Regions from separate parts of the Homo sapiens genome. Here region 2 is linked to region 1. Evidence: chromatin loops called from intact Hi-C (ENCODE). Cell type or tissue: heart left ventricle. All regions are shown on one strand. Each heading gives the region's core, and the rest is flanking DNA. Links, peaks and the distances in the headings are about the cores only.

Region 1 (9,352 bases), core at 3,649-6,148:
TTGTCCCACTTTTAGTGATTATAAGATCAGGCAGTGGATTCAGGTGGTGGCAGCCTAGTTTCTCCTATGGAAAAGTTCCTGTCAGCCTTTCACTTAATGGCTTAATTGGGTGAGCATTGCCTAAAGCAGTTGATTAATTAGGGTTTGTAATGGGTGATTTCCCAGCTGTTAGTCATTTCATACTTATTGTCTGGAATTAACTATAAAGAAGAACTTTCCCTCGTCAGTTAGGGTTTTTTGGTGGTTGCCCTGAAATTCAGTTCTTATGGAATATTGTTAAGTTTTAGAGTAAGACACTGATGTCCTACCTCTTTTTAATAGTTTCTAATGACATGATGATTTTTGTTTCTTATTTTTCCTCCTTTTATTATTTTGAACTCGTTACAGTTAGAATTCTTTTGCGATGCGAATTAACTTACATAAGATTTATAAATAAAGGGATGATGTCAATGTAGCAAGGAAATCCCTTGATTCATAGGTTAATGTGTCTCAACAAGTGACAGCAGCTGAATCAAAATACACGAATACAGTCAAATACTACAAGCCACCAACAGATGGCATTCTCTCATTGTACATTATCACCTTGCATTCCACTGGTTTCATTTAACTAAGAGTTGGAGGTGCTTGCTCTCTATTTACTCCATCTTTGTGCATTTTTCCCTTGCCTTCATGGCAAGCCTCAACCCCAGCATCCTCAACCCTTCCTTACTCTTCTGTCAAAGGCTTTCAGTTTGTTGTTGTTAAAATCCAGATTTATTGCAATATTTCTTTTCTATATAGGAATTTAACAAACCTTTTAAATTGAGTTTGTAATTTTATTAGGATTGTTATTGTTTTCCTCTGTGTTCTAGTTAGAAAGATGATTAGGTTTTGAATTGTCATCTTCTGATCCTGACCTCCCCATAGGTCACCCATTTTCTGTATGATATTACAAAACACTTCTTGTTTGTTTTGTTTGTTCCTGCATTATAGTAGAAATGTTTTTATTGTGCTTCTATCACTTACATTTCTTTTTATTTTTGATGCTCAAATTGCCCCATTTTTGTCTAACTGAGGCTCCTTCATGTTGAATCTTGTGTCCTTCTAATATGAACCATTTGTTTTTGATAACTCTTACTTTCTAGCACAAGATATCTCAAGCTCATCTTGTATATTTAGTGCCCCACACCTGCATCATTCACTCCTCTAAGGAGCCAGGGTTTATTTTACATTTTAAAATGGGGCAAATAATGAGTCACTTGATTTTTTTTAAGTTCTAAATTACTCATTAATGTCTCTTTCTTCTTAAAGGATAGTGTCAAGTTCTAAAGTGCAGCCAGGGTTGAAAACCATTGCCACTTTCAGAGACTTGTTTAGATTTAGGTTTAACTTTTTGGGCAAGAATATTTCATTGGTAAATAGGTAAATAGCATAATTTTTGGACATCTGTCTCCTTTTAAGGTTGCTTCTTTCAGTATGTTTTCTTTAAAGGGAAATAATTGTAAAGTTATATAAAGTAAATCTTTATCCCATGACTATGTCTAAAGTTAAAAAAGAAAATAACACGAATGAAGAACATTGTAATATTAATTATGAAGAAGTTAGGATATTCACAAGCCATATACATGTTTTCCAATTCCAGGAAGCTTTAAATGAATAAAGAAGAAGAAATTCTCATTACTCCTCTTGGTATTAAATTGCTTTTGTAACTTCTCTGATATTGTTTTATTAACAGATATTTATTGAGAAAGTATGGTGAGTCAGGCCCAGTTCTAGGCGCTGGTGATTCAAGAATGAATTAAACATATAGTTCCTACCCTTATAGAGTTTATGTTGAGTAGAGGGCAAGGACCAACAATAAACAGATAGCATCTGTCAGATACCTCTTCCAAAGTAGTAAAGAGAAGCTGGAGGTAGGCAGTTCTGTTTTCCTGCTTTTCCTAAGGGAGTCAGGGGTTAGAGTATATGTAACACCTTTATCTTTGGTGACTTTCCCTTTCTTTGACCTTCAGTAATTGCTACCTAGGTATTCTTTCCATTAACATAAAATTCTATATTACTATAGTTATTTTCATGAAGATTGATAGCCTATGATTTTCTCAGTGTGCCGTGTCACAAATAGTACTGGAGCACATTTAAGTACTCACAACCAATACTGGAGTACATCTTAAGAATTACACAAGGCCAGGCGCGGTGGTTCATGCCTGTAATCGCAGCACTTTGGGAGGCTGAGGTGGGTGGATCACGAGGTCAAGAGATCAAGACCATCCTGGCCAACATGTTGAAAGCCCGTCTCTACTAAAAGTACAAAAATTAGCTGGGCATGGTGGCGTGTGCCTGTAGTCCCAGCTACTCAGGAGGCTGAGGCAAGAGATCACTTGAACCTGGAAGGCGGAGGTTGCAGTGAGCCAAGATCGTGCCACTGCACTCCAGCCTGGGTGACAGAGCGAGACTCCGTCTCAAAAAAAAAAAAAAAAAAAAAGAATCACTCAAATCAGACAGTAAGTGGTAAGTGGAAAATTACAACAATTTGCTATATTGCTGATGCTAGTAATTTTTCTAGCATCAGAATTGCTCACTCACACTTTCAAAACTTTCCTCATAGCCCAAGGGCTTTAAATATATTATCTTATCAAAATTAAAAATTACTTCAAGTCATGGACCTTTGGAGTTGCATTGGAATATTTGGAACCACAGATGTTACATCCTTAGATTTCAGGGGTTAGATCCTTATAAATGTCCAACAGCTGAAAGTATAACCACATCATGAGCATTGGCACAGCATCTGGGGTGAGGAAGAAGCAAAGTAGAGGGGAGAGGATAACCTTCAAGCCTGGAGCCACAAGAAAAAGAATCAAATAAATGAACAAGAGAATAACTTTGAATTGGCGAAGTATTACTATCAAAGTCTAGAATATGGATTTCTAGATCTTTTAGAAGACCTCGTACCACATTTTCTTTGTTCACTCACTACTGATGGGCACTTATGTTTATTCCATAACTTGGCTGTTGTGAATAGTGCTACAGTGGACATAATTGTGCAGAATCTCTTCAACATACTGATTTCAAATCATTCAGGTACCCAGAAGTGGGATGGCTGGATCATATGGTAATTCTATTTTCAGTTTTTTGAGGAACCACCATGCAGTTTTCCATAATGAATGTACTAATTTACATTCCCACCAACAGTGTAGAAACATCCTCATTTCTCCACTCATCTTTTCTTTTCTTTTTTTTTTTTTTTTGAGACAGGGCCTCTGTCATCCAGGCTGGAGTGCAGTGGCACAATCACAGCTCACTGCAGCCTTGACCTCCAGGCTTAAGTGATCCTACCACCTCAGCCTTTCAAGTAGCTAGGACTACAAGCATGTACCACCTTGCTCAGCTAATTTTTAAAACTTTTTTGTATAGATAGGTTCTCACTGTGTTGTCCAGGCTGGTCTTGAACTTCTGGGCTCAAGTGATCCTCCCAAAGTTCTGAGATTACAGGTGTGAGCCACTGTACCCAGCCAAAATTCATTTATGTTTTATGTACACCTTATACACATAAGTCTGAAGATAATTTATACAATATTTTTTATAATTTTGTGCATGATACAAAATTTTGAGTGTGTTTTAATTGCAACACTTCACATGAGGTCAGGTGTGGAATTTTTCACTGTGGTGTCACTTTGCTTCTGAGAAAGTTGTGGATTCTGGAGCATTTTGGATTTTCAAATTAGGAATGCTCAAGTTGTATATACATTATAGAGGTAGCACAGTAATGATGATCCAGGGAAACCATCACTAAGAAGTTGATATTTGAGCAGGGTTTTTCAGGAGTTCCCCACGTGACCAAGGAATAGAAAGAAAGAAAGGGTATTCTGGGTACAGAGAATAGCACATACAGAAACATGGATGCAAAACATCATGTGAGGAAGACCAGTGAGGTAAAATTTTAAGTCAAGTACTATTTGAAGCAAATCGTTTTTCTGGGAAAACTGAAATAACTTTTATTGGGACTGTTCCATTTTTTACCTGGGATGAGCCTCTATTTAAAAATTAATATTCCGATTGGGCGTGGTGGCTCACAACTGTAATCTCAACACTTTGGGTGGCTGAGGTGGGTGGATCACTTGAGACCAGAAGTTTGAGACCAGCCTGGCCAACATGGTGAAACCCTGTCTCTAGTAAAAATACAAAAAGAAAAAAAAAATTAGCTGGGCGTTGTGGCACATACCTGTAGTCCCAGCTACTTGGGAGGCTGAGGCAGGAGAATTGCTTGAACCCAGGAGGCGGAGGTTGCACTGAACTGAGATTGTGCCACTGCACTCCTGGGCGAAAGAGCAAGACTGTTTCAAAAAAAATTAATATTTCTGTAAAACACCCTTCATTATTAGAGGAGAGAGGTAAATATACCCTTCTTGATGGCTCAAAGTCATGTGATAAATCTTCACAAATTGAATTTTAGCAAATTACATAATGAACAAGTGAGATATAGAAAGCTGTTTTTGAAAGAGACAGTAAATAACTGCATTTTTGCTGAATTTTTTTCAAAAACAATGAGAAAATAATTTCCTCCTGAAACGATATAAAGCGTCCATAGTGAAAAGTCCTTGGTGTTTATAATTAATCCAGAGTCTTATTGTATTGCATTATATTGTATTGCATTGTATTGCTCTGTACTTAGTCAAGATAAACTAATAGACCGGCTGCAGTGGCTCACACCTGTAATCCCAGCACTTTGGGAGGCCAAGGTTGGCGGATCACTTGAGCCCAGGAGTTTGAGACCAGCCTAGACAACAGGGCAAAACCTGGGTCTCTATAAAAGATGCAAAACTTAGCTGGTCATGGTGGTTGCATGCTTGTAGTCCCAGCTACTGGGAGGCTGAGAGGTGGAAGGATCACTTGAGACTCAGAGATTGAGGCTGCAACGAGCCATGATTGTGCTACTGCACTCCAGCCTGGGCGACAGAGCAACCCTGTCTCAAAAAAAATAAAAGATAAATTAAAAATAATCATATGAGTCTTATGAGGGAGGGAAAGTGGGTAAATGGACACAAAAAAAATTAGAAAGAATAAGACCTAGTGTTTGCTAGCACAACAGAGTGACTATAGTCAAAAGTAATTTAATTATACATTTAAAAATAACCAAAAGAGTATTATCAGATTGTTTGTAACACAAAGGTTAAATGCTTGAGGTGATGGATTCCCCATTTACCCTGGTATGATTATTACATGCCTCTGTCAAAATATCTCATGTAACTCATAAATATACACACCTATTATGTACCCACAAAAATTAAAAATACAAATTAAGGCAAGGCATAGTGGCTCACGCCTGTAATCCCAGCACTTTAGGAGGCCTAGGTAGGCGCTCCACCTGAGCCCAGGAGTTTGAGACCAGCCTGGGCAACATAGGGAGACCCCGCCTCAGCAAAGAGTGATGGTGCACACCTGTGGTCCCAGCTATTGGGAGATGGAGGTGGGAGGATCACTTGACCCTGGGAATTTGAGTTTGCAGAGAGCCATGATCGTATCACTGCACTTCACCCTGGGTGACAGATTGAGACCCTACTCAAAATAAATAATGAATAAAATAAAATAAAAATGTTTAAAAAACATAAGAAAAATTATAAATCTAAAAAGAATAAAGCATCAGTGGCAAAATACATATTTATACATAGTTATGAATTATATATTTAGAAGATATAGGAACTTTTCAGGGGTTAGCTAGGTTCCACAGAATAAATTGTATTTATTGACTTTTTCTGTCATTCCCAGAAGGACTTGCTTAAGATGTGGAACTATTTTTCCTTTGAAAAATAAAACAGCTCTTTGAACCTTAACTGAAAACTATAGTTTTGTTTCTAACAATTTTGCAGGAGAGCTAGACTCCATTTTTCAGTTGAGAAGTTTTGGGTTTATAAATCCACAGTATTTTGAATTTACATATATCCATCAAATACACATTCAGGTCAAAAAATTGAGGATATATTTATAGATCACATGAAATAGCCAATTGATAAACTGACACATACGTCAACATAATTACATATAAGAAACAAAATTTTACTTTCAAATGACAGATTTTTATCTGCAGAGTAAAAGATCTTTATGCAAAAGCAAGATAGAGGAGATTCCTCAAGGATCTAGAAGCCTATTAGAAGCGGTAGAGTATAATAAGGAAGGAGAATTTAAATTGTACTTTCTATACTCCCTCTTCTATGAGGATGTTTCTCATGAAAACTACAACAATCACAAAGACTTTTAGATGATTGCTTCTTCACGTATTTTAAGTGTGTCCTCCACTGCCTACCTAATACATTTACTTGATATTCGTTGTGAATATATTTTTTTCGATTGTCATGAAAATGCTGTCCGTGAATATTTTGCAGATTTAATCTAAATTTTTAGTTTAAAACTTTACTTTTTGTTATGAGGTGGTATATGGGAAATCAGCAAGAATCCATATAAGGCCTCAAGCTGGAAAAGTTTTCATTTAGTGGTCATGTGAATTATATGTTGAGGAGATTCAGCAATATGTCCAATATTATGATAACCATTTACAGTGAATAAATATGAAACAAAGCTACCGTTCCCAAGTAGCTTATAATCAAAGTAGAAGATCCATAAAACATTAAAATATTTAAATAATTGATTATTAAACTGTATGAGACTCACCACAAAGCAATACAAGTTGTATCATTGTGAACAGAAGTAGTCTGAAGATCTTTTCGAATGAGGTAGAAAACCAAAAGAACCTTGGAAGATGGATGGAATTTGGATCTTTTGAATAATAATAGGGATATAGTTAATGCTGGGAGAGCAAACACAAGGAGATGATACTTTCAGTGTATAAGTAAACTTGAGTTTTAAATATTTTTCCCTAATAGAGTAGCCTTGCAACTTGCTGTCTCAGTAGCTGTATTTAAGCTTTACAAGTGTCAGAACCTGCCTCATAGTTAGGCTTGACTGGATTATATGTAGCTTAAAATCCATATAAAGAGATCCTTTCTTTAATGGTTTTGAGTCATTGCAGTAATAAAATTAAATTATGTTATTTTGAGAAGCCAAATTCCTAAATAATTCCTATTGAGAATCTAAAGAGAAATTATCTATCTAGAAATTTAGAGGTAGATACCACGGGGAAGTTCTGAAAATTAGCTGTGATAATTCTACTCTTGCTACTTTCATAATAAATTAAACAGTTTTCCTTCAGTGTACCTTCTATAGAATCATTGTCTTAATGAGGGAATGAGAAATTGACTTATAGATAAGTGATAAATAGAATCTATCACATATAAAATAATTCAGTTTTTAGATAGCAGACTAATTTCAGCATTGGTTAGCATTTTAATTAAAGTCAAATGTCACATATTTTAACCTTTATCACTGATTTAATACCATTAAATAATAGCAATTATTGAGTAACTTAAGTTGAAACCATTTTTAAGCTTGGCCAATTAAGAAAAATATCATTATTCTTCATATTAACATTAATTGGATTACCTTTGAGTAGGTTTTGATATTAACTGGGTATATTTCACTTGTTCTAGGGTAAGTGGTAGGATTCTTTGGTTGCAAACAACCACAATCAATTCTTGTGCACAAATAGAATTCATTATAAAGAGATCAGCAGCTCACAGAATGGATAGAAAGACTGGATAAATAGGCTTAGAAAGAAGGAGACTGAGCTACCCCAGAGGGCTGGAAGCAGGAACTGCAGTAATGTCTCTTTGCTGGTACATTCTGTTCAGGGACCCACCACTAAAGTGAATAAACTGCTCTGTTTATTTATTACTCTAAACAGACTCTAGTCAAGATTCAAAAATACAAGGATGAGGTTCTCAACTTAACTTAATTCACTTGCCTGTCCCATAGTGTACTTGAGTGATGAAAGAAAAGGCCTTACACAAGGATTCTCCAGGAACCTTTCCTCTTCATAGTGGCAGAGCAAGTGCCAGGATTTGTTGTCTCCACATTCCTCACAAAAGATGGGAAATAGATGCTGTGTGGGAGGAAAACTACACCTATTCCATTAGCTGAGATCTTTTATCTCCTGTTTCAGAGGACCAGGCAGCTGCTCATAGAAAACATCATTAGGATTTCTAAGGACAAAGGTCTAAAGACAGTACCTTAATTTGTCATTAGGCAAAAATCTCCGTGGACAATAGTTATATAAAAACTGTTGTGGAACTTCAGTTCTCTTTTCCATTTAATGAGGTATAAAACTTTTCACTTTCCAGAAAGAATATATTCTAAATTGGAGGTTGTTAATTACTATTATTAACTGTGTTCTACCAGTGCCATTTCCTCACAGATGCACCTTTGCTTTTCTCACATTCTGCCTGAATATTTCCTGTAAGCCAATTATGACATTGAAATTGAGTTTTCCAGTAATGTTCACTAGATTCCCTCAAGAAATGGAATATATGATAGAGAAAAACCTAAGAGAATCCAAAATAATGGTGGTTTATCATAATAGATTCTCTGGCCAATAATTCCTATTTTTGTTTTGCATGATTTTCCTGTCAGTCTTAAAATTTTCCCAGCCACTCTCTTTGTAAAGCTTTACTGTTTTCATTTTTGAAAAAATGTTTAAGTACTTTAAAAGTCCTTTTAAAAATTTCTTTTCCACTGAAATGAAATTGTGGCCACTAGGCTAAAATCATATCTTACTAGGATACATTCTCACTAACTTTGGCCTATTTTAGTATTCCATCCTGAGACAGAATCTAGTGTTTACATCAGATAATGTTTCCTTGTGGACATAGTGGAACAAGTATTTTTCAGTGCACACAGATACCCCATAAAATCAGAAATATCCATCTGTAGCCTGTTAGAGACATATGAAATATAGTTACTCCATTAGTATCATTGTAAACAGCCAGGGGTGGCATGCAGGCTGATTTTCTTTAGTGCAGTATTGTGCTGCCCTTACCTCACTGACTCACCTCTCTGTTACCCACAACAGGACTTTTATCTGTGGAAGTTAGTGGCAGGCACATATTACTTCTCTGCTTCTGAATTGATGGCTCAGAACATTGGCACACTAAAGCCATGGACTCCTGTTGGAGGATGCAGGTTACCTAAATGGTACTTTAAGGCCTTTTATAGGTAGAGTAAGACCTTTGCTTTTAAATTCTTTTTTAACCATCAACTTAAATGTTGAATTAATCCTGTGACAATGATCAGTTGGTTTTTGAAGTCTGAAATTTTGGCAGAAAGCAAATTCTTTTCTAAGTTGATATTAGGAAGTAACAGTTCTATAAAAATTAAAACCATGGATTGTTATAATGGCTTCATTCTGTAGTTAAAACATTTACAGTGTTTTATACTGCTCAGTGTAGTTGTCATTGATTTAATCATTTTCATGAAGATTTATCAGTAG
Region 2 (9,352 bases), core at 4,529-7,028, 310 kb after region 1:
TTCATCCCTACTTGGCAACTCCCCAGGTAGACAACCATAATCTCAGAGATTGTGGTTCCTATGTAGAAGAGGGATAAGAATATTTCTTTGTAGGATTGATATGAAGATTTAGTGTGATTGTGTATGTAAATTGAGTAGAACAGTAACAGACACAGTAATTATAATAGCAGCAAACACTTGTTGAGTACTTCCTATGAGCCAAGCATTACTCTAAACTCTTTATGTCTATTAGCTCATGTAATCCTCATAACAGCCCTATGAGATAATTATCTCCAATTGACAGATGAGAAAATGGAGGCACGGGCAGTCTCTGTAATTTGTTTAAGATTACACAGCTGGTAAGGGAAGGCGCCAATAGCTCACATTGTTAACATCTACACTACACTGGTGCTCCACATGAAGTCAGTGCCCCATGTTCTAGTGTCTAGGACTTGTTTCAGCCCCCAAGACTCTGTGGCCTTCTGGGTTCCATTCCCTGTACAACCCAGATGTGAAGTACCACCCTATCTTCTCCATTAAATGCAACCGCAACCCTCAGTTCATGATGATCAGTGGCTCCCCTGGGAATTTGGAGGTGGTTTAAGGTCCAGGATTGCATTGTGTACCATTTTACCTGCTCTCCACCCCCTCCCCAAAGCTGAGAGTTACCAGCTTCTGTGGGATTATCTCACAAGGAGCAGTAGTCTCAGGCTAGGCTGGTTTCCTTGGAATTTCGGTGAAGAAAATGTCTTCAGTCTGTTACATCTCCATGTCATCCTGTTCTCTCTCCTCCATTTGTGAAACACTGAACATTTTAAGTAGTGTCAGTCCTTAAGTCATACTGTGAAGTAGGTAACATTTGCGCCTTTAAACCACCCATCCTATCGGTCCTTTCTGTTTCACTCTTTCGTATCTCAGTGAGTCAATTTAATTAGAAGCTTTCAGCTACTGAAGAAATAGAAGATTGGTGACAGGATGGAAAGAGGTCATTTAGAGAAGAGCTTCTCGAACTTTAATGTGCATATGAATCATCTAGGGACTTGTTAAAATACAGATTCTCTACAGTAGGTTGGGGGTGGGGCCTGAGATTCTGCATTTTTAACAACCTCCTAGTGATGTCAATGCTGCTTGTCTCTGAACTGCACTCTGAGTAGTAAGTATTTAAAGGTGACATCCTAAGATGGCAGAAGATTTACCTTCTTACCTTTCCAGGCACATTGAATCCAAATAAATGAATCTCTCTTAGTAGAATTTTATTAATGCAATTGGATGCTAAGAAAAACTTCACAATTTAAAACCCCGCCCATAAACTGCTTACCAGTTAAAGCCATTGCTGGTTTCAGAAAAGAATAGTATGAACCTGTTTATCTGGTAATCAATATAAACACTGTAAAAACAAGCATTTCCTCCATCAATATAATTTAGTGACTCTCAAATGATTTATATTCATTTTTACTTAGTTTTATGTAAAAGAGTATTGCTTTGCTGCTGCTCATGATTGAATTTCTTTTTTTTTTTTTTTTTTTTTTTTTGAGACAGGGTCTCTATCGCCCAGGCTGGAGTACAGTGGTGCCATCTCAGCTCACTGCGACCTCCACTTCCCTGGTTCAAGCGATTCTCCTGCCTCAGCCTCCCGAGTAACTGGGATTACAGGCATGCACTACCACATCCAGCTAATTTTGTATTTTTAGAAGAGACAGGGTTTCACCATATTGGCTGGGCTGGTTTGGAACTCCTGACCTCAAGGGATCCACCCACCTCAGTCTCCCAAAGTGCTGGGATTAGAGGCATGAGCCACTGCACCTGGCCCATGGTTGAATTTCTTATAACTAGGAAAGCAGATGATTAAACTTTGGTGCAAGGGTCACATATGTATTTCCTTTCTTTTCTTTTTTTGTCATTTTTTCTTTTGAGACAGAATTTCACTCTTTTTGTCCAGGCTGGAGTGCAGTAGCACAATCACAGCTCACTGCAGCCTCAAACTCCTGGGTTCAAATGATCCTCCTGCCTTAACCTCCCAAGAGGCTAGGAATACAGGTGCATGCCACCACATCCAGCTAATTTCAATTTTTTTTTTTTTTGTAGAGACAGGGTCTTGCTATGTTGCTTAGGCTGGTCTTGAACTTCTGGCCTTAAGTGATGCTCCTGCCTCGCCTCTGAAAGCATTGAAATTGTAGACATGAGACACTGTGCCTGACTCCCCATGTGTATTTCAATATCTCTTTCTTTGTTCCTCTAATATCACCTACATAAAAGAAAGGTCAAGTCAACTTTTATTTCCCTGAATTTTGATTTAGAGTCAGCTCACTCAGAGTGTTTATGAATAATTCTGTTAGAAAAGATTTGATAATGCTAATCTGAATAATGAAATATCATGCAGAGTTCTAGATGTGGAGGTGCATTGTGAGTAGAAACCTCCTGTGAAATGAAGCAGCTGATTCTCCTTGTGATGCAAAGACTTACATTCTTTATTTCTGTTTTCAGGGAGGAGAGCACTGTTACTACCAGGGCCATATCCGAGGAAACCCTGACTCATTTGTTGCATTGTCAACATGCCACGGACTTCAGTAAGTGTTCAAAAAGTTATTTTTACTGTTTGTTTTTTCAATAATTTATTTTCTTTATTATGAATGCACTATAGTAGATATCCCTATTTTGTGTCAAGAAATGACTTTAAATTGGTGATGGATCTGATTTTTTTTTTCTCTTTTGTATTTTATAAACCAAGCAGATTTTTAAATTAGGGTTGCAAATGGTCGGGCGTGGTGGCTCATGCCTATAATCCCAGCACTTTGGGGGGGTCTAGGCAGGCAGATCACCTGAGGTCAGGAGTTCGAGACCAGCCCAGCCAACATGGTGAAACCCTGTCTCTACTAAAAATACAAAAATTAGCCGGGCATGGTGGCAGGTACCTGTAATCCCAGCTACTCGGGAGGCTGAGGCAGGAGAATCACTTGAACCTGCGAGGTGAAGGTTGCAGTGAGCCAAGACCATGCCACTGCACTCCAGCCTGTGGGATAGAGCGAGACTCTGATTCAAAAAAAATAAAGAAAGAAAGAAAGAAAGAAAGAAAAGTCCTACATTTTGCAAAAGAAAGAAAAAATATATATTGTCAAGAAAAAAGATAAGCATACTTTAAGGAGATGCTAGACTCCATCTCAAAAAAATTAAATAAAATTAGAGCTGCAGAAAACAGAGGCTTTTGAATTTCACAATGATACCTTAAAATGATATTTGAAGCATTTTTCTAGTTTCATCCAAATTCAGACAGGAGTGATTTGGGTTAACTTTGGTGTCTGTTTCTGTGGATGTTTAGCCCCTTGATATTCTTCCCTACTCCTTCTTTATATTAGTTTTTATATTTTTGTCAAATAATAGCAGTTTCAGTAAATGGAAACGCCTGACTCCTTACACAAAGAGAAAAGGCTGCTAGTGATCTCAAGAGCTCATATGTCTTTGCCCCTTTTTTTCAGCCTGAATCCCACCTAATTCATAGCAAATCTGTGGGAGGGTCTGTCGTTTCTCAGAGATCTCCGAGGAACAAAGTTCATCCTTCCTCAAGGCCTTGCTTCCTTTCTCATAACCTTCTCTATCAAATAATGTTTGCTGATGTTTAACATGGGAATACATCCACTTCCTCCATCCTGTCGATAATGATAATGCACAGGTGGTTGTTTCTTACTTGTTTTGTAACCCCTTATAAAGCTACCGTGTCATTCCTCAGCATTCTCTTTTAACTAAATCGTTTCATTTCCTTCTTGTTTGTTTTACTTTTTGGCACAGAACAATCCAGCACTTTAATTTTGTTAAATTTTCGTTGAGAAACTTTAAAATAATTCCTTTTTGTTACCATCTTAGAGATGTGGCTTTTCATCTAACAAGCAGTTACTGGGTGTCTCCTGTGTGCCAGCCCTAGGAATATTAAGGCGATTGAAACACAAGTCCTGGGAGCTCACAGTCTCATGAGGAGGCCAAATCTAGCCCATTTCCTGATGTGGAACATGATAGGTATATTTGCTTTTTTTTTGAGAGAGAGAGAGGAAAAAAAAAAAAACAAAACTGGGAAAAATGCAAGCTAAGCATTGTCACCGAAGAACAGGTGGCACCTAAGGGCTCTGGAAACATGCCACCTGAAGACAGTGGAGTGCAATAGGTTGGAATAGCCTATCCAAGGGAGAGGGTTACACTGACAGATCTTAAATCTAGGAAAGAGAGCTAATGGACACGGCCAGAAAATCTAGCTAGTCTGCCTGAGTGACACCTCTGGTCAGGATCTGGGAATAAGCATATTAGGCAGAAAGGAAAGAATATAAGTGTAAGTTAAATAACCAGAGACAGGAGGCCATGTGTCTGAGAGCATGGAAGACTTCCATTTCCTTGTTTGTGCTAAAAGACTACTGTGAATAAAGGTGTACATTTATTTACTTTAAATACATTATTTGAAGAAAGAGGTTTTTACAAACATGGAATCCATGCTTAATATCAGACAGTCTCTGTTTTCTTATTAGGAAAAAGAAACATTGAAGTCCTTTTCAGCAGTAAAATTGTTACATCTGAGCTCAAGACAAGCACATCTGTCACCTAGGAATAGTACAGTGAGACCTGTTCACATTTGTGACAGCAAGTGTATATTGGGGGTAAAAAATGAAGTGTTTTTTTTCCCCTTTTCTCTCTCTTAAAATCTCAATCCAAAGTCCTAGTGTCAGCATCTTTCTCAGTACTCGTTCCAGTCTGCCTTCTGGTTTTCCAAATGGACTCAATGTTGTGAGAATCAGAGAGAAGATATTTGTGCCTTCTAAGGGCTATAAATGGACCTGAGAACCTAAGAATGATACCTGTTACTAATCCTACTATAGTCTTGTAAAGAAGGATTGAAAAATAACTTTTAGGCCGGGCACGGTGGCTCACCCCTGTAATCCCAGGCATGAGCCACCATGCCCACTTTTCTTTTTTCTTTTCTTTTCTTTTTTTTCTTTTCTCTTCTCTTTTCTTTTTCTTTTCTTTTGTTCTTTCATTCATTCGTTCATTTGTTCGTTCGTTCATTCATTCTTTCTTTTGTTCATTCTTTTCTGTCAGAGTCTCACTCTGTCCCACAGGCTGAAGTGCAGTGGTATGATCTCAGCTCGCTGCAGCCTCCGCCTCCCAGGTTCAAGCCATTCTTGTGCCTCAGCCTCCTGAGTAGCTGGGATTACAGGTGGCTGCCAGCATGCCCATCTAATTTTTGTATTTTCAGTAGAGACGGGGTTTTGCCATGTTGGCCAGGTTGGTCTCGAACTCCTGACCTCGTGATCCGCCCACCTCAGCCTCCCAAAGTGCTGAGATTACAGGGTTATTTTAATTAAGTAAATTTTATATCTCCTTTTAAGAATGTTTTTATTTAAAACTAAATAAAAATAAACAGAAAACCTATCGTGTGTCTTGGAACATTGTCAGAATTGTGTATGACCATTTTAGGCTTTCTTAGACTTTTATGAGCACATAGGATAAATATAACCTTGTATCATCTTGTTGTTTAGTAATTATTGCTTCTCATCTTGACTTTACTTTCTGGAAGAAATGTTTTGGGGGGATGTTATGAAATATTGAATAATGTATGTTGTCCCAATTACAGTGGTTTAGATATGAGATATATTATGTCATCCATGACTCATCCTTTATAAATTACCAAGTGCGTACTGTTTTTTTTTTCATTTTTGATTTATTAAATTCAGTTCAATAATATAAATAAGGGAAAATCAGATTCGTATATCTTTCCCATAAAGAACCTGCAAGGTCACATTTGTTTGGAGTCAAAGGACTAATAGGCAATGTTTTGATCTTGGTGTGTTTGGTGTTAATGCAAAAATCTTGTTACTGTGGGAACCTTAAAGCACGGAGTTAAGTTTGAGTTTATTGCCCTCTTGTGGAAATTTGTAAGAATGGCTTTTTCATTTCAAAATCTTATTTTGATACAACCTTTTGAAATTTTAGCTCAATTGGTCTGTGACGACTTGGTCTTAGCTATAGGTTTTTATCAAGTATACTGTTATGGACTCAATATAAAAATTAGGATTTATATAAGTAAAACAAAAATATTTCAGTTCTCAAAGCATATAAAACACATGTATTTTTTCATTATTAAGGAATTAATAATGGCATATTATCATATAGCAATCTAGAGTCTTCTGAGATACAGATAGTGTCAGAATCTGTTGTCTTCATATTGCCTACATGATGTTTAAGTCCAATAAAAAAATGACTTTCTCATTGGACATTAACCTAGTATAAGGATAAATAACACTCAGTACTATTTTAAGAAAATAATCTGCTTGCTACTTTGTTGGTGTTGCCACGTGAATTTTGGCAAACTATGATGGTTTCATATGACTTTCTGGATGGATATGGCTAGTTCTCAGCAAGGGTAGAGAGATACTCCCTGCCATATTTGGTCTACGTTTTTGAAAGGCTCCCCCTCTGACTCCTTGGGCACATATTGTCAGTAATGTCTTACAAACTGCATCTGTTTATGTTTAAATTCCAAATAGAATGTCATCCAAATTCAGAAAGTACATGTGGCTGAAAACAGTGCAGCTGTGAGAATAATCATTCTGTGAGTATATAGAAGTTGAGGACATGTGGAAGATGTTATAGCAGGAATGAAAGAATTTGGATAGAGGCAGAACTTGGAGGCCATTATAATTATAGCTCATGGAATTTCACCAATTTCACTAAATCTTCAATGAAAGACAAATACTAGTTTATGTTTAGGAGCTTGGCTGTCACATAATCATTTCTACCAAAAACTAAAAAATTACTACAGCTCATAGCTTTGCTACCCTCAGATGCCTGAATGATAAGACAAGTTTCTTTAACATCATAAAGGGCCTGATCTCAGTAAAAGGATCATGTTCTTCTAAAAGCAGCAGCTATCAGAATCTGTCTGAGTGGGAGCTGAGGCCATTTGTATATTGAAGTGCTCTCCAGAGGATTTCTCAGATGGCTGGTAGCCACCCCCAGCCTACGAGGTCCAAAATGGAATTTTTTATTTTTAAAGAAATATAGGGTCTTGCTCTGTCACCCAGGCTGGAGTACAGTGGCACAATCATCAATCACTGCAGCCTTGAACTCTTGGGTTCAGGTGATCCTCCCACCTCAGCCTCCCAAGTAGCTGGGACTACAGGTGTGTGCATCACCAGGCCCAGCTAACTTTTTAAAAATTTTTTGTAGAGAGAGAGTCTTGCCACTCACTACGTTGCCCAGGCTGGTCTCAAACTCCTGGCCTCATGTGATTTCCCCCCGCCTTGGCCTTCCAAAGTGTTGGGATTCCAGATGTGAGCCCCATGCCCAGCTCAAAACTGAACTCTTAAAGGATTTGCATCCTTCCCTCTGCTTCCTGCTTCCCTAGGCCCATCCCGAAAAGTTCTTTCTGCATCCCCCCTGCCTGCCCTCTTTTTTTTTTTTTTTTTTTTTTTTTTGAGACAGGGTCTCACTCCATTACCTCTTTTTTTATCTTGTTAAATGACATGTCCATTTTTCCAGTTGCTCAGGTCAAAACTTGGAGTCTTCACTAACTCTTCTCTGTTTTACGTACTTTGTTTCAAATCCATCAGTAAATCCTACTGGTTGTACCTTCAAAATATATCTGGAATTTGACCAGTTCTCACCACCTCTACTATTACTGCTCTGATCTAAGCCAGCATCTTCTTTCGCCTGGATTATTGCAGTAACTTCCCTGCTTCTATCCTTGCTGTGCTAAAAATTATTGTAACATAGTATCTGGCATGATCATTATAAAACTTAAGAAAGATTGTATTTCCCATCTGCTTAGAACTTTGCAGTGGCTCTTCATCTCTCTTAGAGTAAAAGCCAAGGCCCTAGGAAGTGCCCACCTAGTATGGCCCCCAAGACCCTCTGGCACCATTTATTGCCCTTCACCTGATTATTTTCTTCCCTAGAACTTATCACTGTCATATGTATGTGTATGTGTGTGTGTATATATATATATAATATATATATTATAAATAAATAAATAAATATATATATATATATATATATATATATATATATATAGTAAGTCCTAGAATACTTATGAGCACCACAAGGACAGAGAATTGGTCTGTTTTGTTTGCTATTGTATCCCCAGCACCTAGAACAGTGCATTGTAGGTGCTCTGTAAACACGCTGATTGAATGAAGGAATGCATGAATGGAGGTAGGTAGCAGGTTGCAAATGGGCAGTTCGTGGTCCCATCTGTCTGGGCTCTGTTCCTATTTCTGCTCTTACTGGTTAAATAATTTGGCAAGTTACTTTATCTCTTTGGGTTTCAGTTTCCTTACTTATAAAATAAGGATAGTCGTTGTACTTCTCTTGTAGATTTGTGGAAAAGATTAAATGAGTGTAAAGTATTTAGCTTGTGGCAAGTTGTTCAAATGTGTTAGCTCTTGTTACTAGAGCATCTTCCATGTTTATGGTAGGTCGGGCGTTCTCAGTATAGTCCCTGAAAACCTGCATCAGGATCACCTGGAGCTTATTTAAAATGCAATTTCCTGGGTTCCAGTCCATAAATCTGAGGAGAGTCCTGAAAGAGCTGCGTTTTTACTAGCTCTCCAGATGACTTTTTGCATATGAAAATCTTGGAATTCTATGTTAGAGGAAGAAGTGATGGGCAACAGCTAGAGCATGGCAATCCTGAGCATGGGGTCAGGTGAGGATGAGGTGACTCTACCTATAAGGAATCAGAAGGAGGGGCCTTCCCTCTCAGTGGTGTGTGTGGTGTGTCTGGAGGTGATGGATGGGACTGGGAAATGGGCATTGAGAAGCAAATGGGCCCTCTGGCTGCTGCTGATTTTAAAATGATCTTGTTCTGGGATGAGAGTCGATGGCCATGCCTAATTATTTTTTTGTCGTTGGCAGTGGGATGTTCTATGACGGGAACCACACATATCTCATTGAGCCAGAAGAAAATGACACTACTCAAGTAAGTGCTCCTTCTGTTTGTTGTGGCAAATGGAAATGTTTATGCTGAGAGCTTTTTTCCTCTCCTTTTTTTATCTCTACTTTATTTCATTTTTATATTTTTTAGGGTTAAGATAGTAAACATATGTACAGATGCTCCTCAACTTATGATGGGTCTATGTCCTGATAAACCTATCATAAGTTAAAATATTATAAGTAAAAAACGTATTTAATACCCTGATAAATGCATCATAAAGTCAAAAACATGTATGTTGGGGACTGTCTGTATATTTTAAACTAAATATTGAGTAAGTCAAAACCACAAGTGTTTTTTAAAAAATTTCTTGCCAGGTGTGGTGGCTCATGCCTGTAATCCCAGCACTATTGGAGGCAGAGGTGGGCATGAGGTCAGGAGTTAGAGACCAGCCTGGCCAACTTG

Evidence for each region. Peaks named below come from ENCODE experiments on the same cell type or tissue, not always from the same donor. Only the 100,000 strongest peaks of a DNase experiment are listed, where the experiment ranks them.
Region 2: a loop joins it to region 1, with 4 times the contacts of the local background. A loop is called at or near these places in 66 of 110 quality-filtered maps.

The regions. Positions count from the first base shown.
Region 1 is chr7:87,797,446-87,806,797 of GRCh38, forward strand. All of the region lies in intron 8 of RUNDC3B (RUN domain containing 3B), which reads left to right. Among named protein-coding and RNA genes, the nearest start is that of SLC25A40, 74 kb to the right of the region's middle. In heart left ventricle, for the core only: no CTCF peak of the experiment used is centred there; no DNase peak of the experiment used is centred there.
Region 2 is chr7:88,105,713-88,115,064 of GRCh38, forward strand. ADAM22 (ADAM metallopeptidase domain 22) reads left to right here. Exons shown (of 32, transcript NM_001324418.2): 5 at 2,464-2,546; 6 at 8,872-8,935. Among named protein-coding and RNA genes, the nearest start is that of SRI-AS1, 110 kb to the right of the region's middle. In heart left ventricle, for the core only: a CTCF peak has its summit at 5,887 (motif pointing left); no DNase peak of the experiment used is centred there.